Linked DNA regions of Homo sapiens: regions 1, 3 and 4 are each linked to region 2. Evidence: chromatin loops called from intact Hi-C (ENCODE). Cell type or tissue: IMR-90. All regions are shown on one strand. Each heading gives the region's core, and the rest is flanking DNA. Links, peaks and the distances in the headings are about the cores only. Region 1 overlaps ZBTB38 (zinc finger and BTB domain containing 38). Region 2 holds the start of LOC124906291 (a long non-coding RNA gene). Region 3 has its middle 7.4 kb from the start of ZBTB38. Region 4 has its middle 39 kb from the start of PXYLP1.

Region 1 (7,450 bases), core at 936-5,935, 66 kb after region 2:
TCCGGGGGATCCATGGAAATGGATGGGGTAGATCAATACCACTCTAGTATTATGGCAAGAGATGCAATCTTGGTATTATAGTATTATAAATATTATAGTATTTTATATTATAAATCATTCCAACAGAAAACCACATATTTGCCCATTTTGTTTTGGTGAGAACAGTGCAATTGTTTGCACAGTCTTGCTGTCACACCTGCTCTGGCCTGCCCAGTAAAAATACCGGAGCCAAAAAGTGTAAATGGGTTCAGGATAGCTTTTCAAACAATGAGATGGGGTAAGTGCCATCCTCTACAATCATCAAGAAGCATTTTCAGCTAATCTTGGAAATTCAATAATAATTGTAAATGGGTAAGTTTAGGAAAGCTTTGTGCCTTGTCAAGATTGCTGTGAAATATGAAGGCAAAGTATTAAGGTGAAACACAACGAAGTAATATATAGTAATTATTATTCTATTCACTGGTTTATTTATTAGAATGACGATGGTACGATACACTTCCCAACAATCTTATTTGGCTTTCTAGATCCTTGAATTGGGTTTAAAATTCTTTTAGGCAAGACTAAGAGCAACATAAGTGAATAATGCCACAAAAAAACGCCATTAAGTATGAAAATCTACAAGATGACGCAACCATGCTTGAGTCACAAACAAAAGAATCGACATTCTATAAAGAAGAAATACACTGTTGAATCTATCAGGCATTCATTTTAATGGTAAAACAATTGCATTGCATCCATCTAATCTTGTAATTAAGATTCAAATAGGTGCAAAATGATTACTTTGTACTGGCCTATCAAAATAGAAGACATTGTAGTTATAAGCTTTCTGACTAGCAGTAGTGTTTTAATTATAAATGCCTGGCTCATTATTTGCTCAAGAGCGAATGACAATTAGCTTGATCCTATTGCAACTGTTAATGCTGTTGGTACTAAAAAAAATAGGCAATATTGAATCAGGTTTCTGATATTTCCCTTCAGTTTACAATCTTCTGATTGATACTATATTCAAAATGTACTTAGTCATTTAAAGTCACAGGCAAGAAGGAAAATGGCTCCCAACAGCCAAAAAAAAAAAAAAAAAAGGTGTTGCAGGAAGGGTATTTCATGGCAAGCCTGGAGAACAAAATCAGTATGAGATGAATCACGTTCCAAAATAATTGAACCAGAGAAAGACTCCAAGCAAAATATTTTAGTTGGCCACAAAACAACATGACAACAACCACCACCACCCTTCAGCCCATTAGAGAGGTTCAATTCTACGATAGTGCTATGGAATAGAATATTAGTTAAACTGCTAGAATAAAGCAGCCATTTACACAGATGGTTTTGAATCTCAATGTTCTTCACATTGAAGCAAACCTCGGGGAGGTTTCAGGTTTAGCACCATCTTCCTAACACACCTATAGAGATATTTCCACAAAGGTTCAGGGTGCACTTGTCATTGGAGGGGTAGGCTTGGATGTGGGTCCTTTTCTACCGACAGCACTGAGGTTACCAACGGAGGGATCAGGGAAGGCAAGAGTACAAGCATTTTCTGATTCTCAGAATTTCTGAAATACCTTTTGTTTCAGTGGCGCTGGTGAACTTGTGATAATGAAACTACACCTCTGTACACAAACCTTGACCTGCATTCTGGAGCATACTGCAAAGAAAACCTTAATTTTGAAAGTACTGAGCACAAAGGAGGGAGAGAAAAGCTGTCACTGTGCAAGCTTTCTCTATATGTTTAGAAACATGGCTTAATTTTTAAGGCTTGAAGACCGCATTAAAAACCATCTAAAACCAGTTCAGATTCTATATGAGAGGAAAAAGAACTGTAAATTTTTCATTAAACATTTGTTTCCTTTTTAAAGACATTCTTTTGCATATCTGTTATTACATGTTTAAATACGATTTGGTTACCAAGGAAACAGGTTCTGGCCCAGTGTTAAATTTGAAACTAAAATATATTTGAGAAGTTAAGTTCAAAAGAAAGAGCTCATGAAATTATTTTGAAAAGTGCCAGAACCACAGCTATATGGTCTGCAATGAACCATTCTAGGGGCTCGGTTTCATTTAGTGAAGCTCTATTTCTTTTAAGAGGGCCATCTATATTTAATATTTCCCTCTTTAAAAATTGTAACTCCTCATCCCCCCAAATTATATACATAATATAATGTATTCTTGTATATTACCTAAAATTAATTTTGGAAGCATATCAGTTTTTATTTTCATCTTTCATAAACACGTTTAAAGACCGCTTCTTAAAATTTAAATATTTTTAATGTTTCTTATTAAGCTTGTTTACGCTCTTTGAAATCATCTCCAGAAACCCATTTATTTTTAGTTTCAAGCTGAAATGGAGCTGAATCATCACTCTTTTCAAAAAATTCTTTTGTTGTCTAATGGCACCACACCTATCATATATATGATTTTTTTTTAAAAAAAATCTCCCTTTTATGGCAGAATCATTTACTAAGTTTGTAAAAGCTATACATTTATATACTATCTGAATAGCAGAGGCTGTCCAATTAAAAACCCTCCCCCAAAAGATTACAGCTGTCTTATTTAATTTTTGTTTTTTTAAAAGTCATATTCTAATGCATCTAATGTTCTTGCTGCATGGCTCAAAAAAAACTATAAAAACATGCAAATTTCAACCTACCTGTATGCATCACTTAATGCAGTGCTAGCATGACAAGACACTCAGCCATTTTTATGTAAAGCGATGGAGACCAACTGATTTCTCTGTCTTCTTGCTCACAAGTTTTAGATGCAATTGTCACATACACACAAAAATCATACGCAGAACAGCTTGAATGAACTGTGATCACAGAACTGAATTTATCAACAGGAAAACAGGATTGAAAAAAGAAGTTTCTCATCCAAGGTTTTTCTGAGACTGCAACCAAGGAGGTGGTGTGTTGAATTTTTTTCCCCTTCCTCCTCTGAGAGTTCAAAGCTCGGAGCTGACCACTGCAAAGGCCACTGTCACATTTGCTGAAAATCAAACCACTGATACCAGCATTGAAAATACAAATTTGAGAACCCAAGTTGCTTGCACATGATGGAGTGCATAAGAGTTAAAAATAGAATCCACCTTGCCTCCTACCTGCATAATAAACATGTAAGTTTCAAGTGTTTAATTTGATATTCACATTAATTAACAATACAACATACATTATTTAAAAGACAGCAAATGCACGAAGAAAGGAGAGACACCATCTGGTAGCAGAGTTTTGTTGTTGTTGTTTTTGTTTTTAGGGTTTGTGGGGGGTTTTGGTTTTGTTAAAAAAAAAAAGGTAAAATCATATTTTGAATGTGATGAAAAACAAACATCCAGAAGCAAATGAATTGGAAATGAAAGGTGATGTTGAAATATCTAAGGCTGTAATGAGGCAAAAACAAGTCTTCGCTACCAGATGATATGGCATACAGAGCATTTACATACTCACATCTGAAATACTAGGCAACGTGTAATGAATTCTAGACACAGCATGCACACACAGCACAAGCACGGCTAATCCTGCCTGCCATCTTAGGCTCGCAGAAGCAAGATACGCACTGCATGCAGCACACGAGCACTGGGGAAGGAGGAGGCAAGGGACAGCTCACCTTAAATGCAGTATCTGATTAATGTTGTAAGTGACATTGCATATCAGCCTCAGAGTCTTGGTTCAACTGGGTAGGAGGGAACAAAGAAAAATGTCATCAACTGGTGATGCAAGATGAGCCCAATCACTAAACACTGTTTAGTAAACTCCAAATTCTGCAACCAGACAGAAGGCATTTCATACACTTAAGCAGAGCTGCTCCACAATGAATGTGTCCTTCTGCTTCTGAGAATCAAACAATCCTTTTGCTAAGGAAGAAAATAAGCTGGAAAGAACACTCTCATATTCTCTTCCTGAAGAAAGCTTTCAATACAGTATGTATCTGGTCCGGGATGCATTTTATAGATGTTAATTTTATAGAATTGCTAAGAAAAAACCAAAACTGTTAAGCTCTTGCAAAGTAAAAAATAATTTTGATAAAGGGTATAGCATTTCTAGATTATTTTTCAAAATCCTAAATGGTGCCGGCAGGCTTGTAGAAAAATGCATGATCAGCTGTCTGTATCCGTGCTATAACCTTTAACCACAAGCAGTGTAAATGTATCCTGCTAAATGTATCTGCAGTACAGAGCGGCAGATACCGCCTCAGAATTTTATTAAAATGTGAATGGATTTTTTAAAACTTGGAAGCAGAATAAAATCAGAACAGAAAAATAAATTGATGCTGAATTCCTCTGGCTGTATAGCTGACCATCATGAACGATTAAAGCTATCCTTAGGATACTGACCTAAATAATACTAAGACTTACAGCAGCATACTGTATGCGTTCAGAACACAGAAAATGCAAAATGATTTATCTTCTCCCTCCCCCTCCAAAAGCTAAATTTTAAAGTAACAAGCCATTAATAGGAATACCAAAAGGCTATAGATAGTACATACTGTAAGAGAAGAAATCGTGTTGTGCTGAGATGCAATGTTTCTTTGTTTTACTTTGAGGCTTATTTTAGCTATGCTTGCATGATGACATTGACATCAGGAGGTCAGTGCTGACACTGGGTTGATATCCGTTTTATGAGTGAAATGTTTTCCGAAAATTAAATCTCATCTACTCAAACACCAAATTTCATGTCATCTTCAAAACCACCTCCCTACCCCCACTGCTCAAGATTGATGGGATCTAGTTTGGTGGTATGTAATAAATTGGAATCACCTTCTGCAGATAGTTCAATATGTAATGGTGAGGAATTAATTTTTTAAATAAAAAACATTCAAGAATTCTTATGCACCCCCTTTCATTCCTTCCTATCAACACACGCGCACACACACACACACACACACACACACACACTCAAAGCTCGAATTGCAATGAAATGTTTAACATGTGGAACAAAAACTGTTGAAAGAGCTGCTTATTCAGGATTTTTAAGAAATGCCTAATAAGCAAATACGGTTTTGCTGCAAAACCAGTGTCACCAGGTCCCCAAAGAGGAAAACAGCATAGCTTGCTAGCAAAATTTCCTCCAGATCCTGCCGGCAGGTAAAAAAACAAAAAAGCATTTTATTTGCCATGCTGTATAAAACAAGAAGTCTTTTATTTTTAAGGAAATAGAACAGATTCTTTTCCACTCTATAGCTACAAAGAAACCATACCCACCCCCACCCTTAGATCCTGGACATAAGCCAACATTTTTATAAAATGCTGAGACTGATTTTGAATATATAATATTTATAGTTTTCTTCTTCTTATCTCTCCAAAAGTCTTTAATTGCCTATTGCATCACTGAATATGCTGTTGTTAATTTTAACGCTTGCAAAAATGAATTAATATTTTCTGGGGTTGCTAGTTTTCCAGCACCTCAATCTTCTGTAAGGACTGGCTGAAAATAATCAGGTTAGCAACACATTGAAGCTCCCCAGAATTTTTTTAAAAGAGAAAATATGTTCAAACACCTTAGCTGAGGTACTAGGTTTCACAACTGGATCTTTTGTTTCTAGCTCTCATGCTATCTCCTGCCCCAGAGCATAAGTGATTTTTAGCTTAGTGTATGGAATGTACCCTGCCCTCCTATATCCTATACACTTTAAAGTCTCTGAGTTGAGTTGTCCAGATGGTGGGTCATACCTGAACCATAGCAAGAGTCCTCTTCTCTTTGGAGTACATCTCTCTCCCACAACTACTCCAGAAATAAATGTGGCTCTAACGAAAACAGTAGCTCCTGGTCTCACACCAATGGTGGAACCATCTTCCCCACCCCCACATCATTGCTCTATGAGCTCTGGTTAGCATTGACAGCGTCAGAAAATTAGAATGGAGTGTCCTTAGGCCAATTCCTCCTTTACCATGGGGGTCGAGAATTAGAGAGATGATCACGCTGAGTTATAAGGCACCAATTCAATATACGGTCATCTGTGAAGCAGAGTCCTTAGAGTGGGGTGGGAGGAGGTTGACGCAAACACCTAGGCATTGAATGCTCTTCATGTCTGTTGAGATATTCCCCATCAATGACGTTTGAAAGCTAGACATTCATTTAAAAATACTCGCAAATTATTATCATGTAGGCTAAATATACATGTTATGGAATCAACTCTGACCACATAGAACTAAGTCATCTGCCTCCTCTGTCGGGAATAATAAATGACAGTGACAACAACAGTAATCCATATTAGGCTCCCAGGAGATGAGTAAATAGTGTTCTATTCCCTTTACAGGGAAGGGTGGTGAATGTGGTCAGGTCCCCTACTGGTACTTGTAAGCCAGATGCCAGGGCAGTTTCCAAACCCCCTGTGGGGTTCTCTGTCCACCCTCTGTCAAAACTAGCCTAAAAGCCATGTATTGGTTTATTTTGTGATGTTCCAAGACACTCAATCAGTAAACGTGGTACGTTTACCAGACCTGCTCGGGTTAAACAAATGTGAACTATAGTTGAAAATATTCAAAGCAATGAGCTTGTTTAGGCAGACATTCTCAACTAGTAAATCCTGTTTTATACTTTCAGAAAACCATGCCCATGCCTGAATTACTTAAGCTTTGTCATGATTACTAGTGGCAAGGGTATGCATTCACTTATGATTTAAAAAAATTGCGTGCTTCTCATCAGCCTCCTCGGGGCATGTGCACAAACATTAATTTAAAAGGCAAATCCCTTTTCCACAGTGAACATTTTAGCCTGTTTCTGCCACTTTGACGAGTCAAACACGAGGAACCCGAAATAATCTGGCAGGCACAGGCTGGAGAAGGACGGAGCTAGACGTGAGGGGTGAGCCTTTCACTTTGATTAACGTGCTTACTTGCTCGTGGTCTCGTTGTTCTGCAGGCTGAGCTAATTTTCTTTGCAGTCCTGTGGGTTAAAGTTAAATTGCACGGCTAATGCAATGTACATAATTCAAGTATGAACAAAGCTTGACTCTCTATGTTTTAAAAAACATAAAGTCAGGGCACTGAGTCCCAGAGGAATACTTGGTTTATAAACATTTGGATCAGTTTGCATGTTCCTTTATGCCATTCACCACATTAAACATTACAGCTGGGTTCTTTTTACACCTAATAGAGGTAGTCAACATTTGTGGGTACATTGTTGTCAGGTTAGGCTATTCCAATTGAAATTAAAAGAAAAATAAAAGTGTTTACCAAATACACTTTTGTTTAAATTCTTAATATTTAAAAAGTTTAAGATTTTTTAATGAGGTTGGTTATTACATCTGTCTATAGCGTATTTAGTCCTGGAAACAACATGGTGATTTAATTTACAAATGACCAAAAATGCCTTTGGATTTTTGAGAAAGTTCAAAGCTACTTTGAACATCTACATCTTGCCTAGAGACCTGGGCAGGAACTTCTGCCTTCCACATTGATCAGAGCTAAAAAGTCTACACTAGCTGCCCTTATGGAGAACCTACTACATACTCAATATTTTAG
Region 2 (7,450 bases), core at 982-5,981:
GGGAGCAAGTGTACAGATGGAGGCGTATATATCATGTGTCTAAATATTTAAAAGGTATAAACCAGGCTAGCAAGTTCTTAATTAAATATATTCTGTTCTCCTCCCTTGACAAATATACTTTCACAGCAATCTGGAAGACCGTGTTGGAATGTGGAATTCCTAGTTTCTGGCATTTCCTGCAGGAACGAGACAGCAGGGGAAGAGGTGGGCCAGATCTTCTCCCATCCCCTCCTCCCCTCACCCTGCTCCCTCCCAGGCTGCTAGGGGCCTCAGGCACACATGTGGACGCTGAAACTCCATCACAAACTCGGTCCACAACCCCTGCAAACAGCTGCCCTTTGGCTGCCCCAGGGGTGTGGCACTGGCAAGGAAGCGGCCAGAACAGGCCTTGAAAGTCTGCAGGGAATTCTCAGGTTCTGGGTACCAGAATGCGGTCTCTGGGGATGGCGTGGACATTGCGGGGGCACATCCCTGTTGGCCCTGCAGACTCTTTGCCCCGTGCGGCGGGGCACCTGTGGAGGAGGGCAAGCACGGAACGCTCCTGCCTAGGTCTGAGAATGATACTGAGTCCCGAGCAGTTCCCGGTGGCTGGAATGTCGTCGTGTTCAGCAGGAGCAGCAGCAGAGAACGCTGATTCCCATCGTGATAAGAGACGACGAAAATGGCGGCCCTGAATTCCTACCTCTGGTCTTTAGGAAGAGGAATGTCAGAAATAATGGAGTCTGATTTGGAAAGACCTGGGACATGGCCTGATGCTCTTCCACTCACCACACTCACGCAGATGTCGAGCACGTCCAAATCAATGTGTGGAACCTCCCTTTCTGACCCAGAAGTTCTGAGAAGCTAGACATCGAAAATGGCCTAAGCTACCCAACTGTCTCAGGTCGCTAGAGTTCCAGAGAGAAACCAACCACTCCAGAGGTGAGTCGGCTTATTTCTGGCAATACCCACTACTCCTGTGATGTGACTAACCTTTCTGAAGTAGACATGTCATTTCCTTGTCCTTCCATTAGAGGGAGCAAATGTGCATAAGGTCATCGATGACCCAGACGTTTAGCAGAGGAGCTTGAAGATACCTTCTGAAGCTGGTCTGCACTGCAAATTTTAACTCCCTGGTCCAAGCCTTAGTTTCTCCCGTATATGACCCCTTTGAGTATCTGACTAAAGGTTCCAGATGTTAATTATTTATAAGGAAAAATACCACACACATACCCCACCCACTCCTGCCCCCCAACACTCATATTTTCATTTTTTCTTGATTGAAAAGATAAATGAAAGCATGAAGGCTTCCACTTGCCTTGGGCCACATGAGACCATATTTTCACCCCCCAACATAATAACAGCCTTGTTTAGGCAGTCCTTGACATTTCCTAGTATTTTTAGAATTTCTTCCTTTTCACCGATCCCTGATGGATGACTCTAGGACTCTCCAGTTCTGCTATGAATAATGCTGTGCTCTTCACACTCTGACTCTGCTGTGAGAGTCCGTGCTGCGCTATTGAGCTCCAATCCCTTTTGCCTCTCCTAGCAGGCTCTGGAACACAACTGCCTGGGATGAACTCTGTTTATTCACATACCAGCTGTATGGCCTTTGGTAAGTAATTTAACTTCTCTGTGCTTGGTTTTCTCATTGGGAATGACCCGTCGTTGTAGCTTACCTCTGAAGATGGCTGCCATCAATTCCTTCCCTCCCTGTAAGTGTCTGTGACTCCCCCACTGAGGACTGGAGTCTACACCTTCAACCCCTTGAAACTGGGTGGGCTGTGGCTGCTTTAATGCCAGCCTGGTCATGCCTTTAGATGACTCCAGCCTCATCACCATCTAACTGCAACTGCGTGAGAGGCTCTGCCCAGCTGATCCCAGTCAAACCACAGAACCATGTGAAATAATAATAAATGGTTGTTTTAAGCCACTGTTTTGTGACACCGTGCAGCAAAAAGATAACCAAACTAAACATTGTTGGCAATGATAATAGTGTTTCCCTCATGGGGTGATATGAGGACTAAATGAGTTAATCTTCATTAGATGCTTAGAATAGCGCCTGGCAGTACTAGTTGCCATACAGAATATGTCGAATAAAAAAAGGAATGACCTAGGTCTCTGAAAGTATTAGAGTCTCAGGCCAATAAACACTCATTTTCAGGAAAGGACAGTATTTTTTATTGTTTTAGCTCTAGGTTCTTCCAAAAAATACCTTAGTCAATGTGGAATAAGTAGGTGGGGATGAAAACAGTGTCTTGGAGACCAAAAGGCTCAGAGTTGGTCCTGTCTGGCCTGGGCAAGCCCCTTAACCCCCTGGTCAGGGGTTTGTGACCAGCCTGGCCAACATGGTGAAACCCATCTCTACTAAAAATACAAAAATTCCCCGGGCATGGTAGCACGTGCCTGTAATCCCAGCTACTCCGGAGGCTGAGGCAGGAGAATCACTTGAACCCGGGAGGCGGAGGTTGCAGTGAGCCAAGATCGCACCATTGCACTCCAGCCTGGGCAACAGAGCGAGATTCCATCTCAAAAAAAAAAAAAAAAAAAAAATCTACCAAATAGCTTAGCCTAGTCTACCTTAAATGTGGGTCAAATGCTTACTTTAGCCTGCAGTTGGGCAAACTCATCCAATGCAATGCTTATTTTATGATAAAGTGTAGAATAGCTCATGAAATTTATTGAATACTGTACTGAGTAAAAAATGGAATGCTTGTATGGGTACTCAAAATATGGTTTCTACAGAATGTGTATTGCTTTTGCATAATCATGAAGTCAAAAAGTTGTAAGTGGAAACCTCAGAAGTCAGGGGTCATTTGTGTTGGTGTTTTCTGGATTCTTCCTTCTCTATACAAGCTTCATGGACGGGACACCTTGCACTCCTAGCTTCAACAATTCTAAAACCCAAAGACTATCCTTGATCCATCCCTAGCCCTCACTTCCCATATATCATCAAACATCACGTCCTGCTGATTCTCTCCCTTAAGTATCTCCCAAATCCTCCCCTTTCTCTCTATCTTCACTGCAATCACATCATCAGTTAAACTAAACTAAATTTGGCCTAAGGATGCCTTCATACTCAAGTCCAAAATGAACTGCAACCTTACTTAGTTGCATAAACTAACTAAATGCCTAAACTAACAGCTGAGTCTCAGTTCAGCAGCTGAGCTTCAGTCAATCTCAGACAGCTGACTGATTGACATAAGGCAAAACAGTGAGCTGTAGCCCATGAAGCTGCCTCTGTACCTTACTTCTTCCATTTTCTTCTTATAAATGCTGCCTGACTACGTTGTAGGCTGGAGTTCTTAAAACCTATTCTGGTTCTTAGGGGTCCCCAATTCACAAATGGTTCTTTGCTCAATTAAACTCTGTTACATTTAACTTGTTTAAGGTTTTTCCAGTTAACAAATCCAAGCCACTATAATCTCTAGCCTGCACAACTGCAGTAGCTTCCTAACTGCTCTACTTCTGGCCGCTACTGTCTTCCAAGCCATTGTCTACATTTCAGCCACAGTGACTTTTTTGTAATACAAAACTGATTAAATATACCTCTTCTTGTCCCAACCTGCTTTAAATAATTCAATGGCTTTCTGATGCTCTTAAGATCTTCTGGATCTTAAGAATAAGATCCAAATTCTTGGCATGACCTTGAAGGTTCTGCATGGTATGGCTCCTGTCCTCTAGTCTGATTTTAAATCAATTTCTCTGTACTCTGGCCACCACTGGCCTCCAAAGAACTGTGTTCCCTCCACAGGCTGCCCTTGATATCTGTTAGTCCCTCAACCTAGAAACTCTCTCTCCTTTCAACTCTTATTTATCTTTCAGACCTCAGCTCAAAAGTTACTTCCTCAGGTCTAGGTCTGAAAACAAAAAGTTACTTCCTCAAAGACAGCCTCCCTTGAACCTCCCAACTAGGTTACATTCCTCCATTAGATGTCCTCAGAGCACCATGCAGCCCTTCTGCATAGCATTTAGTATGGTTGTAAATAATCAGCTTTTTAGCCTTTTGTGTTCCCCACTATGTCACAGGCTCCAGGGACTATTTGTTTTGGCCATTCTTGTGCTGTACTCCCACCTCAAATATATTTTGAATGAATAAAATACAACTTTCAAATCCTTACCTCAAGTCAGTCTCCTCTTCTGAACTTCCAACCCAGGTATCTAGTTTGTTGGCAACACCATCCTTCTAATTGTTCAGGCCCAAACCTTGGTGTCATTTTTGATCCCTCTCTTTTTCAACCCCTGGTATCTACACCATTAGCAAATCTATCAGATCTGTCTTCAAAATACATCCAATATCTAAGCCACACAGAGTGTACCTCCTAATGGAAGAACATAACCCAACCTAAGAAGTTGCCTTGTTTCTTCCTAGACTGTGAACACCGAATTTCTTCGGAATGAAATTGCGAAGGGAAAAAATAGAAAATCTATAGATTATAAGACAGGTATATCAACTAATTGTAGTATGGGACTTTAGTTGGATTCTGATTCCAATTGTAAAAAATATATATATAATGATGAGACAACCAGAAATTTTAACGAATGGAACTTGATATTAAGGAAATGTTAATTTTTAAGGAATGGTAATGATATGGTTATATTAAAAATGTTGTTTACCTTTTTAGAGATGTATACTGACATATTTACAGATGAAATGGTATGATGTCTATGATCTGCTTCAAAATAATACAGTGGAGAAGGAAAGTAGGTGAGGGTATTGATGAAACAACATTGGCTGTGAATTGTTGATTGTTGAATGATGGGTACACTGGGTTTCACCAAACTATTCTACTTCTGCATAGGCTTGAAAATTTCCACATTACAAAATTAAAAATCTATCTCCAGAATGTGACCCATTTCTTACCATCCCCACTACTCCCACCCTCTTCCAAGCCACTGTCATCTCCCGCCTGTGCTGCCACAGTCTCCTATCTCATCTCCCTGCCTCCACCCTTGCCCCGGGCTGTGGTCTATTCAGTACACGCAGTAAGAGTGATCCTTGTAATCATATCAGATCCTTCCACTCTCTGCTGAAGTCCTCCAAAGGCTTCTCATCTTGCTTGGATATTGTGTTAACTCTCTCTGAGTTCATCTCTTACTACCCAGCCCCCTTCTTTGCTTGCCCACTGCCTTATGCTGTCAGGATAGAGGTCCAACTCTGGCAAAGCCAAGGCCCTGATGATGTGTCCCATGTGCCTCTCCAGGTTCATCATCCCAAACGCCAGACTTTTGGAACAACCTACATTCCCCGGTGGCTCCTTTGTTTTAGTTGCTCCTCTCTGGACCCGACGCCTCTGGTGAAGCCCAGCTCCACCAGCCCCCGCTCAGTATCACTTCTCTCTGCTTTGGTTCTAGGCCTCTTAAGAGCTCAGAGTTTTGTTTTATAATCATCTATTGTCTCATCAATCTCCTTCACCAGACTTAAGTTCCTCAAAGGCACAAGCTACCTCACATCTCTGTAGTCCTAGTTCAGCAGTAAAAATTAAGTATATTTTGAATGAATTAATTACAATTTTACATAAGTTAGCATTATTATTTTTTTTTGAGATGGAGTCTTGCTCTGTTGTGCAGGCCAGAGTGCAGAGGCACGATCTCAGCTCACTACACCTCCGCCTCCCAGGTTCAAGTGATTCTCCTGCTTCAGCCTCCCCAGTAGCTGGGATTATAGGCACCCACCACTATGCCCAGCTAAAGTTTTGTATTTTTAGTAGAGACGGGGTTTCACCATGTTGGCCAGCCCATTCCTGAACTCCCGCCTCGGCCTCCAACGTGCTGGGATTACAGTTGTGAGCCACCACGCCCGGCCACATTATTACATCTTTAAAATGTCTGTTTACCAGTTTCTCTAACTGGAATAAAATACTTTCACCTATAATTACATACAAGTCATATATTTTAAAATTATTGCAAAAAAGTGTTTGATTTTCCACAAAAACATTCTAAATAGAATGTTTTAGATGTTACTAATGAAATAATAAAATATAACATTTCTAACTAGTTCTTCATTCGTTGTCTAAATTTAGAGTGAATAGTTCTAAATTGCACACCCAGCCAACTTTCTTGCTCACTGACCATCTTGCTTGAGGAACTGGGTTAGGATGTACAAACTAGGGAGGGAGTAAAGGAGGCTTCTCTCTCCAGAAGAGAAATCAATAGCTGGTCAGGATTTGGGGAGGGCGAGGGGGATGCATTCTCAGATTTGGAGGAAACTGAAGTGGAAGAGCTGTTGCTTCTGTAAAAATAAACTGATAAGAGACAGATGGGAGTGCAACTAAATCAATCAGTAGGTGATGAGAAAAGATGAGTAGCAAGAATGAAAGTATCCGAAGTAATGGAAAAAAATATACTAACACTTTTGTTTTATGCTTTTACTTTCCCAATTGTTACAGATGCTTTCAATATTAAATCTGTTGTTCTTGTACATAATGAAGTTAGTTTTAGCAGATAACAGTTATCAAATTTTTGGTGAATCTGGTTTGGATTGCCCTTCCAATACAAAATTGATGCTACTGGCCAGCCACCGGTAGGCCTGGCAGTAATTTTCTCTGTGTTGGTGATGGACTGTGCTGCCTGAGCCACCGACATCCCCTCTCACATTGCCCACTGGGACAAACTGCAGGCATTTGCAAGATAGTTAGTTAGCTAAGTTTAGGAGTAGAGTCTGTGACGACGGAACGTATTTTTTTCTTTGTGTGAAAATTACCAGCTTATAATGCTATTACAATTTTACTCCATATCCTTAAAAAAGTGCACAAATTTTACTGATTTTATAGGGCAATCTCCTGAGATATAAGGGAAGCCCAATTCAGGGGAAGCTGAACCTGACACAGCCTCCTTTAATCCTGTTCCAGGGCAGTCACTAACTGCCATCCTAAAGCTGCATTACTTTATCATATCTCCTTTCCTCATACTCTGTTCAGTTTCTATAAATGATTTTTCTCTACAGTGTTGAGAAGGAACAAAAACATGGGCTTTGGAGTCAGGCAGACCTAGGTTAGCATCCTGGCTTTGTCTGGTTGTGAGACCTTCTCAAAGTCACTATAAAACGAGGATAATGAGGTCGAATTCTGGTGCGTGTGTGTTAATGAAATAGCCTATGTAAAGACATTGCCCAGTGCCTGGTACTCAATAAATGTAATTTGTTTCCCACGGATGAGTGGAGCAGAATGCTTCCTGGAGAGCATTTCATTCTCTGATTTATCATTATAAGATCAGGCCTATCCAAAACACTCAATCATCAGAAGACTTCAATCTCTTTTATTCTGCTTTTTTCCTAATGTCATAATCCATTTGACTCCTAAGCATGTAAGTAGGTACCACGGAATGTAAACAAGTAAGGAAACAGAAATAAACTGAATAATACGTGGAAACAAAGCTGTGACTCACACAGATGAAATAGCTGCACAAAAGAAATAACATGAAAACATTTAAAAAGAGACTTAATGTAGGAATAAGCTATTTTAATCAAGCA
Region 3 (7,450 bases), core at 1,057-6,056, 91 kb after region 2:
TGATGTTGAGTGTGTTTTCAGGAGCTTATTGGTCACTTGTATATCTTCTTTGGAGAACTGTCTATTCAAATCCTTTATCTTTCAAATTGGGCTTTTTTTTTTTTTTTTTTTTTTTTTTTTTTTTTTAGATGTAGTTTCCCTCTTATTGCCTCAGCTGGAGTGCAATGGCACAATCTCAGCTCACCACAACTTCCACCTCCCGGGTTCAAGCGATTCTCCTGCCTCAGCCTCCCGAGTAGCTGGGATTACAGGCATGTGCCACCACACCTGGCTTATTTTGTATTTTTAGTAGAGATGGAGTTTCTCTATGTTGGTCAGGCTGGTCTTGAACTCCCGACCTCAGGTGATCTCCCTGCCTCAGCCTCCCAAAGTGCTGGGATTACAGGTGTGAGCCACCTGGACTAAAATTTTTTTTTTAAAGTTTTCAGTTTTAGGGATTCTTTATATATCCCAGACACAAGTCCCTTATCAGATATATTTTACAATATTATCTCCCTGTCTATGGTTGTCATTTCATTTCTGGTTGGTGTTATTTGAAGCATAAAAATTTTTAATTTTGATGAAGTCCAACTGGTCTTGAACTCCCGACCTCAGGTGATCTGCCTGCCTCAGCCTCCCAAAGTGCTGGGATTACAGGCGTGAGCCACCACACTCGGCCTAATTTTTTTTTTTAAATTTTTGAGTTTTAGGGATTCTTTATATACCCCAGACAAAAGTCCCTTACCAGATATATATTTTACAATATTATCTCCCTGTCTATGGTTGTCATTTCTTTTCTGGTTGGTGTTATTTGAAGCATAAAAGTTTTTAATTTTGATAAAGTCCAACTTATCAATCTTCTCTTTCATCACTTGTACTTTTGGCATCATATTTGAGAAAACATTATCTAACCCAAGGTCATGAAGATTTACACCTGAGTTTTCTTCTGAGAGTTTTATAGTTTTAGTTCTTACATTTAGATCTATGATACACTTTAAGTTAATTTTGCCTATGGTGTGAGGTAGGGATCCACATTCATTCTTTTCATGTGGCTATCTGGTTGTCCCATAACTATTTGTTGAAAAGATTATTCTTACAATAATTCTGTACATATAAAACTATTCTAAAATAAAGAGTTTATTTAAAAAACTATTCTAAAATAAAGAGTTTATTTATTTTTCCCTCTATTGAATTGTCTTGGCCCCTTTGTCAAAAATCAACTGACCATAAATATTAATATTTATTCTTGGACTCTTAATTCTATTCCATTGATTTAGATATCTATTGTCATGTCAGTACCACACTGTTTTGATTACTATAGCTTCATATTATGTTTGGAAATTAGGAAGTGTGAGTCCACCAACTTTGTTCTCTTTCAAAATCGTTTGGCTATTCTGGATCCCTTGCATTGCCATATGATTTTTAGGATCAGCTTCTCAATTTCTGCAAAAAATACAGCTGGGGTTTTGATAGATGTTAAATGGTACCTGCAGATCAATTTTGGGAGTAATCCCATATTAGCAATATTCAGTCATCTGATTCATAAACCTAGGAAACCTTCTCATTTATTTAGATCTTTGATTTATTTCAGCAATGTTTTGTTGTTTTCAGTGTACAAGTCTTGCAATTCTTTTGTTAAATTTATTCTCGAGTATTTTATTAACTGGTATTGTTTATACTGGGAATCATCTATGCTCACGGACTTAAGAGCTTGTGCTTTCATGATCAAAAGTCTTAAGTCCCAGTCCTGGTTTCACTATTTATTAGCTGCATGTAATGTAAGGTTACTTAGACTGTATCAAGTTCTTTTTCTTCATCTGAGAAAAAGGAAATACTAATACCACCTCATGGGTTTGTTATGCAGATTAAATAAGATAATGCATATGTAACCCTATTCAGACCATGACCTACAGGGTGCAGTCTTGGGGTGGGGGGCAGGGTTGCAGCCCAAGAAACCCAGTCTAGTCACCAAAAGTAATTTCTAATTAACTCATATTAATACTTGCATTTCTCAAACATCACAAAGAGCCCCTTCAATTCCCCTCAGCATCCTTTTCCCCTCCTATCCAAGCCTCTTACACCCCATAGCTTCTGCCTCCCTTTCTTTCTCCCAAACTCCCTGAAATCTTTTCTCCAGTCCTAATCAGCCTTCCTCTGGTCCTTCCGCTCTGTCCAGTTCTTCTTCTGTTGGGGCAGAAAAAGAAATTGGACAAACAAAGCCAGAACTCTTGTTAGTGGGCAGGAAGAGAAGAAAATCAGGGAACACTTAAACTTAATTTATGTCCTATCACTCATGTAAAGTGCTTAGTGCAATGTCTGATATATAATAATGGCTCAATAAATGTTGGATTAAAAATGTTTTTTGTGCTGGTGGTCATTTTATGCTATCTATATTTTATGTTATCTATTTTATGTTAATGATGTGGGGGGTTTAGATCATAACCTCTGAGAATCCAGTCTAGAGGTTGCTACCCAATGGCCCATCCTCACTCATTTGGGTGAATTTTGGGAATTCAAATTTGGAATTATTGTTCTCTTTTCTTCCTCCTGAATCACGCCTCAGAGAATCAGCCCTTGGAAAACTATAAAACTTGTAAAAAGTTCATCTTTAGGGATCCTTGAATACTGTTCGGAGGACACATCTGTTTCCTCCCTAGACCAGCTCCAGGACCCTAAACTCTTTCCCCTCCACAAAACCTTCTAGTATAATACCTTCAAGTGCAGGTCAGGACTCATTATTTAGTGGGTCAGCATGGGTTGCAAGTGATAGAATAAAATAAAACAATAGAAAAGATCCAAGTACATTATAACTAACACTTTCGTTTCGATTTTATAATATGTATGTGAGCTGGGTCTCTCTGTGAAACATATTTTCTATTGTGGTTCAGGGTTTTAAAAAAATGTTTAAAAACCAGTGTTGTAGATCCCTCACTTTCGCTGAGGTGTATAAACAACTCATCAGAGCATAAAGTAAACTCCTCTTAGTGATCTGTCCACTTTTATAGGGATGGAGACCTTAAGTCCTAGGGATGAAGCTCCATCAGTAGTGAAGTATTTGGGGGCACTGAGGCTCTTTCCTGTAATTTACAACACTTGGAGAAGGAGTAACTTCTGTTTGCTGTCTGGACCTACCCTGCTCCCTCATGCTACCCCATAGCCATCCCCTTCTCTCATTCCCACAATATCTACACATTCACACCTTGAACTTGTTGTGGGGTTTTCTATTTTTCAAGACTCTTTCACTTTCTCCATCTCTTCTGGTTTTCACAACTATTCTATGAAGTTGATGGGTCAGACGCAAGTCCTTGCTTGACCACTTAACATACTGTGTGACCTTAACTTCTCAGCCTCAGCTTCCTCAGTTCTGTTATCTATATAAAACCAGAGAAGTCAAGAAATTTGGCCAACATCACACAGCCCAGAAGTGGCAGGACCAGGAACAGAACTAGATTTTCCACCTCCCAGCCTGGTTGTCCTGCAGGCTCCGCTTATGGAAATGCACATCTTTTTTTAGAGGCATGATTCATCTGACTACCTTACAAAGAATGTTTAAAAAGCAGAGAATATTTTGCCCTCCCCTCCCCGCCATATCTAAAAACACTGACTTTTATGGCACCAGGCACAAGACAAACAACTCTTCATGCTTCGTGGTAAGGGGTTATCACACTCAACATCAAAGACTATTTATTTAAGGCTGGGGCGGTCAGAAACAGAAACAAAGTCAAGAGGAGAGGAAAACAAAGTTCCCTGAGTGCTCTGTTTTTGTCCTTTGTGTAGCAGAGTGTCCCCTCTAGTGGCTCTGGAGGAAAATAGCTTCTGGAAAACAAATTTACAGATTTGACATTGACGGAGTCAGAGAATTTGGTGCTTTAGGTGAGCTTAAAGCACTTGGTTCTGTGCTTCCTTTTATTGATGAGAAACTGAGGACAAGAGCAGTGATTCTCAACCAGGGGTGCGTTTGCCCCCTGGAAAACGTTTGGCAACATCTGGAGACTTTTTTATTGTCATTTTGGGGGTAATACCGTCAACAGTGGGTAGAAGCCAGGGATGCTGCCAAACATCCTATAATACACAGGACAGCCCCCCGACCCCAACACAACTATCTGGTCCAGTAAGTCGATAGTGCCGAGGTGAAGAAATCCTAGACTAGAAAAATGACGGGACCTGCCCAGGGACTTACAGCTTATTCACAGCTTTTGACAGCTCAGACTAAGCACTCTCTTTTTGTTCCTTACTTTTTAAAAATTAGAATTGTTAATGATTCAAAAATAATACATGTTCATAAATAAGAGTAATATAATAAAATATAATTAAAAGATTTTCCATCCCCTCATGCCTCCCCAGAATCAATGTTAAAATCTTTGGTGGTTGATTAGGCCGAACTGTATTAGAAATGACAATTGTAGACCCTTTTTGATGTACAAAAATGGCAATTTCTGATGGCAAAGCTTAAGACGTTCATCCCTCACTCCAGGCACACGCCGAAACAAGCATCAAGGCACACAGGGGATTCTTTTGACTTTGCTTGTCATACAGGAGTTAGAGTCAACAGCACAGATTATAAGCAGCACTGTGGGGTCCCAGAGCTAAGATGGTCTATGACAGACATTAGAGGACACTGAATTGTGTGGTGCATGTGTTTAATGCCTCTTTGACACTTGGGATCTCACCCTTTTGTAGAGAGCTTGGTTCAGGATTAGAGTCTTCTGTAGGCTATGCTGTCTAACTAGAAATTAGTAAGATTCTTTTGTTGTTTTTGTATTTATTATTATGGGCACTTTATAGGAAGCACTGTTGGTTTTCTATTGAATATGAGGTTTTAAAACTTCATCTTATGACAAATTTATAAGAAAAACTAAGACAACTCAAAAAAATTTTGTTGTTTTTGTTTATGAGACAGGGTCTTGCTCTGTTGCCCAGGCTGGAGTGCAGTGGTGTGATCATGGCTCACTCCAACCTCAACCTTCAGGGCTCAAGCAATCCTCCCACCTCAGCCTCCTGAGTAGCTGGAACCACAGGCATGGACCACCATGCCTGGCTAATTTTTTAACTTTTTGTAGAGATGAGGTCTTGCTGTGTTGTCCAGGCCAGTCTCGAACTCCTGGGCTCAAGTGATCCTCCTGCGTTGGCCTCCCAAAGTGCTGGGATTACAGGCATGAGCCACTGCACCTGGCCCATTATCTTTTTATTGATTACTGTTTTTCTTATCTTCACTGTGCCATTTGACCACATTCTTATCTTCAAAAAATACTGTCCTTTGCTGGACTAAGAATGCTCTACTATCCTGGATCTTCTTTGTCTCTTGTGGCAAACACTGTTGTTAGCCTACACAATTGCCACTACCTCTTCCTTCCTTCTTGCTGGGCACAGCTCACCACCCACCATAGGGGCTGACAATGGCAGATAGGCACATGCTCAGCCTACCTCGCAACTAAGGCATGGATGTGTGGCATGATCCTGGCCAATGGCACATGAAGGGAAGTTTCTTGGGTAGAGCACTGGGAAAAAGTTTCTTTCCTTAAAAGCCAGAGATTCAGGTTTCTGTAGGCAATTGTATGAAGAGGTGATTCCTTGAAGAGCAGCAGCATCTTCCAACAATGAGGGGGAAGGTCAGAGTGTAAAAACCAGTACATTAAGATGGTGAAGAGAAAGGTGGAAGAGCTGGGTCCTTGGCAACACTGGTAAGTCCTGGGCCAACTCGAGAACCACCTACTTCCAGATTTCCTGTTAGTAAGATAATATGTCTTTGTCATTTATGCCATTTGTAGTTCAGTGTTCCTTACTTGCAGCCAAAATCTTCCTTACTGAGCACTCATATGACCACATAACAGCTACTCACTGGCCTCCTAATGGCTCTCCTTGGTCGCCCAGCCCCAATCCACCATCCTGAATCCAGTCCCTTCTCTCTAAAGAGCCAGTTTGGTTAGAGAATTCTGTAGTTCAAGCCTTTAGTGGTAGTATTGTGCCAAATCAAAGAAGCCACTGACAAAAGACCACAAATTCTATGTTTTCATGCATATAAAATGTCCAGAACAGGGAAATCTATAGGGGCAGAAAATAGATTAGTGGTTGCTTAGGGCTGGGATGGAGATAGGGGCTTAGGGAGGTGACAGCCAAAGGGTACAAGGTTTCTTTTTGAAGTGATGAAAATTTCCTAAAAGTGACTATGTTGATGGTTGCATTTGTCTGTGACTATACTAAAAAAATTTGAATTATACACTTTAAAAGGGTGCATTTTACACTTTAAATAGGTGAATTGAATGATGTGTGAATCATATCATAATAAAGCCATTTTTAAAAGAACATTTCAGTGGTGATCTATTATCTAGAAAATAAAGCACAAATTCATTTCCTTGACTTTCAAAGTTTTCCACCCTCTGGCCTCAAACTATCATCTAATTTAAATCCTCCTGACTTCCCTATATGGCAGACAATTGGACAGATCGCAAGGCTTCCAGACACACAACCTGTGCTTCACTGCTTCTCTGCCTTTGCTCCTTTGTTCCCTGGGCCTGGCAGGATCCCTCCCACCATCTTGGTCTATCAAAATTTAACTTGCCTCTGAGGTTCAATTCAAATGTTCTCCCTAATATTTCTGCCTGGAAAGCCAGGCAGAAATGCCCCTTGCACCTCTGAATTAGTAGAATTCAACAGACTTCCTGTGGCGCTTACCTTGTCCTCTTTCATAGGCTGATTGGCTATATGACCACAGTTTCTGAATCAGAAGTTGGTGCTAATACTGTGTCAGTAAGAAAGAATATTACAAACCAGGACTACTTTAGAAAATTTGGATTATGTGGCTACCATAATAGCCTTCCCACTAGAGTGTATGATCTTTATTGGGAAACATCTTTTCCTCTCTCACAGAGTTCTCACCACGGTCTCTCAGATGAATAAAAGAGCTTAGGTTCCTTTTTTCTCTACAATGCATATAAAATGTGGTTAGGTGGTGTTAATTAAGGGTCTTACCTCTGCATTATACAACAAATAAATAAAAGCTAAGTTGATGATACAAACTTTTTTAAAGACCACAAAAATAGCCAGGCGCAGTGGTTCATGCTGTAATCCCAGCACTTTGGGAGGCTGAGGTGGGCAGATCACCTGAGCTCAGGAGTTCAAGACAAAAATTAGCAGGGCGTGGTGGCGGGTGCCTGTAGTCCCAGCTACTCAGGAGGCCGAGGCAGGAGAATCGCTTGAACCCCGGAGCCGGAACTTGCAGTGAGCCGAGATTGCGCCACTGCACTCAAGCCTGGGCAACAGAGCGAGACTTCATCTCGAAACAAACAAACAAATGAACAAACAAACAAAACAAAACAAAAAACAAAAGATGACAAAAATACCAAATGGAAAAATAAAAGAATATTTTTATAATGGAGGGTGCCTTCCTGAATAAGTCACAAAACTCCAAATACCATAAAGTAAGTCATTGATAGATTTCTTTGCATAAAAACCCTGTTTGGCTAAAGACACC
Region 4 (7,450 bases), core at 1,022-6,021, 260 kb after region 2:
TCCTGAATTTGAATGCTGGCCTCTCTAGCTAGGTTGAGGAAGTTCTCAAGGATATACTGAAATATGTTTTTCAAGTTGGTTCCATTCTCCCCATCTCTTTCAGGTACACTGATCAATCGTAGATTCAGTCTCTTCACATAATCTCATTCTTTTTCTTGCAGGTTTTGTTCATTCCATTTTATTCATTTTTTCTCTCTCGTCTGCCTGTCTTATTTCAGAAAGGCAGTCTTCAAGCTCTGATATTCTTTCCTCCGCTTGTTGTATTCTGCTATTAATACTTGTGATTGCATTATGAAGTTCCTGTACTGTGTCTTTCAGCTCTATCAGGTCAGTTACAGTCTTCTCTATACTGGCTACTTTGTTAGCTCCTGCAATATTTTAGCATGATTCTTAGCTTCCTTGCATTGAGTTACAATGTACTCCTTTAGTTCCATGAACTTTCCATATTCTGAACTTTCCATATTCTGAATTCTACTTCTGTCATTTTAGCTATCTCAGCCTCATCTGAAATTTTGCTGGAGAGGTTATGTGGTCATTTGGGAGAAAGAGGACACTTTGGCTTTTTGAGTTTTCAGTGGTCTGGCACTGACTCCTTCTCATCTTTCTGGGCTTATTTGCCTTCAATCTTTGAGGTTACTGACTTTTGGATGGATTTTTTTTTTCTTTTAACAGTCTGGCCACCTTTCTGTCAGGCTGCTACAGTATGCTGGGGGTCTGCTCCAGTGCATGGTCACCTCAGATTTTTCAGTGTCTGGAGGTATCACCAGTGAAGGCTGCAAAACAGCACAGATGGCAGCCTGCCCCTTCCTTTGGAAGTTCTGTTCCAAGGTGGTATGGACCTGTTGCTGGCTCAAATGCATCTGTAGATGGCCAGGGACTCCAGATAGGAGGTCTCATTCAGTCAGAAAGAATGGGATTGGGACCTCCTTAAAAAAGTAGTCTGGCCATATGTTCATAGAGCAGCTGTGCTGTGCTGGGGATACACTTCAGCCCCTGGTCACCTTGGACATTCCAAAGCCCAAAGGCTGGAATGGCTAAGTTGACCAAACAGCCAAGATGGCAGCCTGCCCCTCCTCCTGGGGGAGGAGGTATCCATCCCAAGGAGTCCTGAAACTTCTGTCAGCTGGAGAACACTGGTGAGTGTAGCTGGAGGCTCTGGTTAGGAGGCTCCACTTGGTGATGAGGAATGAGTTTGTCCTCCCTCTTAAAAAAGCAGTCTGGCCATGTTTTCATGGGTCTGTTGTGCTGTGCTGGGATACTACTTCCACCCCTGGTTGGCTTGGACTCTCTAAAGCCTGAAGGCTGGAACTCCTAAGTCACCCAAACAGCAAAGATGGTGGCCCACCCCTCCCTCTGGGAGTTCTGTCCCAGGGAGTTTTCAAATTTCTGCAGGCTGAAGAACACCGGTGGGGGTGGCTGGAGGCTCCGGTTGGGAGGTTCTGCCCAGTGAGGAGGAAGAGGATCAGGGACTGCTTAAAGAGACACTGTGGCCATGCTTTCATAGAGCAGCTGTGCTGTGTTGGGGTACCTCTCCTTCCCCCAGTCAGCTTGGGCTTTCCAGAGCCCAGAGGCTGGAACGGCTAAGTCACCTAAACAGCAAAAATGGTGGCCCACTCCTCCCTCCGGAAATCTGTCCCGGGGAGTTTTCAAATCTCTGTTGGGCAGAGAACACCGGCAGGGGTGGCTGGAGGTCCCATTTGGGAGGTTCTGCCCAGTGAGGAGGAACGGGATCAGGAACCTGCTTTAAAGAAGCAGTCTGGCGGCCGGCCGCGGTGGCTCACACCTGTAATACCGGCACTTTGGGAGGACAAGGCGGGTGGATCATGAGGTCAGGAGATCGAGACCATCCTGGCTAACATGGCGAAACCCCGTCTCTACTAAAAATACAAAAAATTAGCCGGGTGTGGTGGCAGGCGCCTGTAGTCCCAGGTACTCAGGAGGCTGAGGCAGGAGAATGGCGTGAACCCAGGAGGCAGAGCTTGCAGTGAGCCGAGGTCATGCCACTGCACTCCAGCCTGGGTGACAGAGCGAGACTCCATCTCAAAAAAAAAAAAAAAAAAGAAAAAGAAGCAGTCTGGCCACACTTTCACAGAGCAGCTGTGTTATGTTGGGGTACCACTTCTGCCCTGGTCAGGTGGGCTTTCCAAAGACTGCAGGCTGGAACGGCTAAGTCACCCAAACAACAAAAATGGTGGCCCACCCTTCCCTCTGAAAGCTCTGTCCCAGGGAGTTTTCAAATCTCTGTTGGCCAGAGAACACTGGTGGGGTGGCTGGAGGCTCTGGTTAGGAGGTCCTGCCTGGTGAGGAGGAATGGATTGGGAACTTGCTTAAAGAACAACAGTCTGGCCATGTTTTGGTAGAGCAGCTGTGCTGTGCTGGGGGATCCCTTCTGCCCCTGGTCAGTTTGGACTCTCCAAAGCCCACAGACTGGAACAGCTAAGTTGCCCTAACAGCAAACCTGGCAGCCTGCCCTACCCCCAGGAGCTCCATCCCAGGGAGGCGCCATGCTGCTACTGGTGTCTGGCTGGAATTTTTATCCTGTGAGGCACTGTGGAAGTGGGGCCTGCAGACCATTAGTGCTTGGCCCCCTGGATTCAGCCTTTTTCCTAGGGGTATGTATAGGGGTCTAACCTGCTTTGTCAGAATTGCGGTTACTTTTGCTGGGAAGCCCGGAGCTGGAGTATCCAAAGCTCCTGGGTCTCCATGCACGCGTGCCTGAGCAGGTGCTCTGCTGAGACTCCACATAGCTTCGTGTGTCAGGCTGAAGGACCTGACTAAGTGGGTTCACAAGGGATATCCTGATTCAAGGGTTGCAAAGAACCGTGGGAGAAATGTGGTTTCCTGGGGTCGCCCACTCACCCACTGCTTCCCTGGGCAGGGGAGGTTCCCTTGGCTCTATGTTGCTCCTAGGTGGGCTGTCATCCTGCCTTGCTTTTCTCTATCCTCCCTGGTCGTGTTGTTTCCTTGATTAGTCGCAGTGCGAGTATCTGGAGGTTTCTGTTGAAGGTGCGTATTTATTCACCCTTTCCGTTCCTCTTCCTAAGAGCCACACACACTAGCTGCTTCTAGTCGGCCATCTTGGCCACTCCCCCTAGACTAGAGATCTTCAATGTCTTCTTGAATCTTTACCTGCAATCCTCAGCTGTGACCCAAGCCTTGAATTTTCCTAACAATCCCCTTTGTCTATCTCCCCCTGCCCTCTAAACTGACCTACCCTGTGGCCCAATCTATCAAGATACTTGACTCTGCTATGAAACTGGTAAGGCAGTTTGTAATAATTGGATGATGTACTGTTTATTTTTCATTTTATTGGGAGAGAAGTTACATTTTATGGAGCATCTACTTTGTGCTAGGTGTTTTAACTCAGTTATCTTATTCACCACAAAAACTCCGAGTGGGTGTATTACCCATTTTGCCAATAAGGGAAACTAATATGCAGGGAAGTTAAGTGATACGCCCAAGGTCACACAACCAGTGAACGATGGAGCAGGAGAGTGAGATCCAGCCAGTGCATTTTCAATCCTTTCCTTGGCGCATACGGTATTCCTCCTTTCCTTCTCTGCAAAGTGCTAACTAGCAGCAGTCACCAGAGGGCAATGCGGGGCGGCCATGAGCCTGGCTCTCCTGCAAGGCCTGTTGTTAAGAGACTGAGCCTGTGGTCCCCAAATCTACCACCAGGGGGCAGGCGGGGAAAAGAAATGACACATACTGCACGGAAGGAGTGGTGGAGCAGCAAACGGGGGCGGCCACAGCAGCTCACTGACAATGTGAGTTGTTCTAGATATTACAGGTTCCACAGTGTGTTACTGAAATCTTCCCTACATGTATTGAAGCACCATATACCAACCAGAATTTTAATCTTTTTCGTTGATTAACTTAAAAGCTTCAGTAGCATTATGCTTTGGTAAAAAGAACACAATCCAGTCTCTGCAACTTCCTGGCTTGGGCAACAAATAAACACCATTAATTACCTCCTGCATGCCAGGCACTTTACATGCTTTATCTCATTTAATCTTTACATCTTTGAGAGGTTCAGAGAAGTAAAGTGATCTGCCCAGATTTACACAGCAGAGCCAGGATTGGTGGGTCTGGCTTCAAGGTTGCTTATCCATCCATTCAAGCCTCAGTAGCCTCATCTGTCAAAGGGACATGATCATAACAATACGTATCCCAATGTTGCGATAGTTAGGCATCAAGCTAATGCACACATATCAAAGGGTGGAGTGCTAAACTGGGTGAAGTAAAAGATGCTACTTCTCTGAGGCCTGCCGCACAGTGAATTCAAAAGCAGATTCACAAGCATAGTCTACCTTTTGCAGCACCAGTAGTGTTATAAATTCTGGTGGTGCATGTTTTCATATCTAATTTACATGGAGGGAAACTGAGGCCCAGAAAGGGTAAGACATTTGGCTGAACTCTCTCAATGCCTGGTGTTCATTAGCTCTCATTGATTCACACACTTGACAAACATTTATTGAATGCCTACCATGTGTCAGGCTTGTGCCAGACACTGGAATCCAGGGATGACTCATATATTGTCTCCACCCCTTACAGTCTAGGGAAGGGATGATTGCTCCAATCAGGACTGAGCCCTCATTCTCTACTGCCTTCTGTGATGTTTCCTCATCCATTCATCCAATCATTGAGCCACCCACCAATTCACCCAACCATCCACTCACCCGCCCATCCATCCATCCATCCATCCATCCACTCATCCATCCATCCATCCATCCATCCATCCATCCATCCATCCATCCACTCATCCATCCATCCATCCATCCATCCATCCATCCATCCATCCATCAATCCATTCATCCATCCATCCATTTATCTACCCACCTATTCATCAACCCGCCCACCTACCTATCCATTCATACATCCATCCATCCATGTATCCATGCATCCATCCATCCACCTATGCACCCACTTATCTGTACATCCATCTAAGCAATTGATTAGACTTTGCTTCCTTTGGGTGAGGTCCCTCATTAGTGCCCCCACAGGCATTTGTGCTTCCCTCTATCACATTACTGATCACTCTTGGTGTCATGGTGTGTTATTTTGTCTGTGCCCACTTCTAAATAGTGAGCTCCTGGAGAACAGGAGACACGGGCATAAGAAACACTCAGTAACTGCATGTTGAATAAAGCAGTGGTACCAAAAGTAGGATTCTGGGCACCTCAAGTCTTGTGAAAGATGACCCACTGAGATCCAGGGGGACAATTTTAGAACTTCCATTTGCATTTAATTTTTAACTAAATCACAAGAACACAATTAATCATCTATTGGTATTTAATACCTAGATTGATAATGATGTAGCTGATGTATTGTATACCCCTGCATCACCCTGGTACATGAAGCATCCCGAGAGGAGGATGGGAATTCCACACCAACGATGGCCTACTGTGGCCTCCTCTCTTGTTTTCTGACTTTCAGGCAATTGCAAAACAGCATTTTTTCAACTATAGGATGTCACTGGTGGTAACTTTAGGAAAACGAGATTTTCAAATATCAGAGTCTTTGTGTAATTTTGTAACAAGATGCCCAGTGATTAAAAATTTTTAATGAGTTGGTGGTTAAATATGTTTAAGATTGTCTTCTGAATTGAATATAAAATGGTAAAACTTAATCTTCTATTTAGCACAAACAAGAGGGATAAACCAAGAAAGAAGACATGGGGTCTAGGACACAGGAGATCCCTTGCAGCACAGCCCGGTGGGGAAGGGGGCTGGACAGCAAGTCCAGAATGCAGCAAGTTTAGATGGAAATGAGAGGAAGGCACAGGGAAAATGACTTGTTAGCAGGCCCAATGGCTAGCCAGGATGTGCCAGTTTAAGTGCTTCTGAGTGGGTTTGTAAATAGCAGCTAACATGAGCCGCCATTCTTCCATTGGCCAGCCCCTTCCTAGGATCTCCTGGACCTTGCCATGATCCGGATTCTGAGAAGTTCATGGCTGGCACAACCAGGGGCTCCCAGCACCCTTCCTTGGTGCTTTGGTGACAAGGGCTCTGTCTATTCTGATTGCTCTCTGCTATAAGTGATCCCCATAAATGGAATTAAATTGGGTTGGTTGGTGATTAAATGTTTTTAGTATAATTCCTTGCTTCTTAGAATATTTGATATGATGGAAAGTTTGAAAAAAGTGAGGATGTGATATAAGCAAATAGGACAAGAGAAAAGAAAGATAAATAGAAACTCCAGGAGAAATAAAAAGTTTGCAAGAAAAGCAGTGTGCTCATAGTACTTTACTGTATCGGCTGAACTGCCATCAATATTTGCCTAGTCGTAATGTGTAAACGTTGCTTCTTGATTTTCAGTTGTTAGATTCAGCCTGTAAACAAAGAACATAAACCTTGATTGGAGTTGTAGAACAGAATATCAATCTTGAAAACATAATGTAAGGCTGGATGCAGTGGCTCACACCTATAATCCCAGCACTTTGGGAGGCCGAGGCAGGTGAGGCACTTGAGGTCAGGAGTTTGAGACCAACCAGGCCAACATTGTGAAACCCCATCTCTTCTAAAAATACAAAAATTAGTCGGGCATGGTGGTGCATGCCTGTAATCCCAGCTACTTGGGAGGTCAAGGCAGGAGAATTGCTTGAACCCAGGAGGCAGAGTTTGCATTGAGCCAAGATTACAGAACTGCACTCCAGCATGGGTGACAGAGTGACAGCCTGTCTCAAAAAAAAAAAAAAAAAAAAAAAAAAAAAAAAAAAAAAAAGAAAGAAAAAGAAAAAGAAAAGAAAAGAAAACTTAAAGTAAAGCCATATCTTGGGTTGGTAGGAAGGAGTAGGGAGAGAAGTTAATATCTTTAGCTTGCCAAGGGAGAGTCAAGAGACATTCTGGAGGCATGGTGGCCCTAGGAGCAGAAGTATAAAGGTGGTATTTACACTTATAAAGACATCAAAATGAGACATTTAAAATAGTTTCCTGCATAACCTGAGTTTAGTCATATGCACTAAGAAATAATGCCTAAAATCATTAAGTCTAGAAAGTATGTTAAAATCATATTATCTGGAGACTTGGAGGGAAATACACGCAGAAGCAACTGGAAGAGTCCAGAGTGGCCCCACTGGGAGTTGGTGGGGAGGGAGGGTGATATCTGGGGCCTTCTTTTATAATTTCTTCTGTGCTCCCTGACTTTTTAAAAAACCATGTGCATATGCTAAAAACCCAAAGCCAGCCAGAGGAGCTTTTTGGTCATCACATTGGTTGTGGTGGGGGCTATTTGACAACACTCCATTCATAGGCAGTTCCTAGAATCTAAAATTTATTGACAGACATGCTTCCCTTAGAAATCTGTTGCAGTTCACACTCCCTCCCCAAAAACCTTGGGACATGGTGGGCCTAGGATGAAGCCCCTATTAGGCTTCATCAAGCGAGGCCTGAGCAAAATGACCAGGTGGGGTGCCAGGGCTGGAAGGCCACTATTAAAGTCAGAAAGAAAT

What was found. Hi-C counts contacts between places; a loop is a spot of excess contacts. Peaks named below come from ENCODE experiments on the same cell type or tissue, not always from the same donor. Only the 100,000 strongest peaks of a DNase experiment are listed, where the experiment ranks them.
Region 1: it touches region 2 in a loop (3-fold over the local background); 11 of 110 quality-filtered maps call a loop at or near these places.
Region 3: it touches region 2 in a loop (6-fold over the local background); 106 of 110 quality-filtered maps call a loop at or near these places.
Region 4: a loop joins it to region 2, with 17 times the contacts of the local background. A loop is called at or near these places in 5 of 110 quality-filtered maps.

What each region holds. Positions count from the first base shown.
Region 1 is chr3:141,383,082-141,390,531 of GRCh38, reverse strand. ZBTB38 (zinc finger and BTB domain containing 38) reads right to left here. Exons shown (of 6, transcript NM_001376113.1): 4 at 3,595-3,660. Among named protein-coding and RNA genes, the nearest start is that of ZBTB38, 18 kb to the right of the region's middle. RefSeq lists an enhancer at 2,747-2,976. In IMR-90, for the core only: no CTCF peak of the experiment used is centred there; a DNase peak (open chromatin) is centred at 3,661; H3K4me3 peaks cover 3,616 bases; H3K27ac peaks cover 3,723 bases.
Region 2 is chr3:141,448,675-141,456,124 of GRCh38, reverse strand. It overlaps LOC124906291 (a long non-coding RNA gene), which reads left to right and starts at 240. Exons shown (of 2, transcript XR_007096120.1): 1 at 240-921; 2 at 1,529-7,450. It overlaps ZBTB38 (zinc finger and BTB domain containing 38), which reads right to left. Exons shown (of 6, transcript NM_001376113.1): 6 at 6,333-7,450. RefSeq lists enhancers at 1-546, 3,854-3,993 and a silencer at 4,787-4,959. In IMR-90, for the core only: CTCF peaks have their summits at 998 and 3,913; DNase peaks (open chromatin) are centred at 1,004 and 3,934; H3K27ac peaks cover 1,282 bases.
Region 3 is chr3:141,357,353-141,364,802 of GRCh38, reverse strand. It overlaps a transcript of ZBTB38 not described here. Among named protein-coding and RNA genes, the nearest start is that of ZBTB38, 7.4 kb to the left of the region's middle. In IMR-90, for the core only: a CTCF peak has its summit at 3,766 (motif pointing left); a DNase peak (open chromatin) is centred at 3,582; H3K4me3 peaks cover 194 bases; H3K27ac peaks cover 2,189 bases.
Region 4 is chr3:141,188,650-141,196,099 of GRCh38, reverse strand. No RefSeq gene overlaps it. Among named protein-coding and RNA genes, the nearest start is that of PXYLP1, 39 kb to the left of the region's middle. In IMR-90, for the core only: a CTCF peak has its summit at 3,648 (motif pointing right); a DNase peak (open chromatin) is centred at 3,639; H3K27me3 peaks cover 876 bases.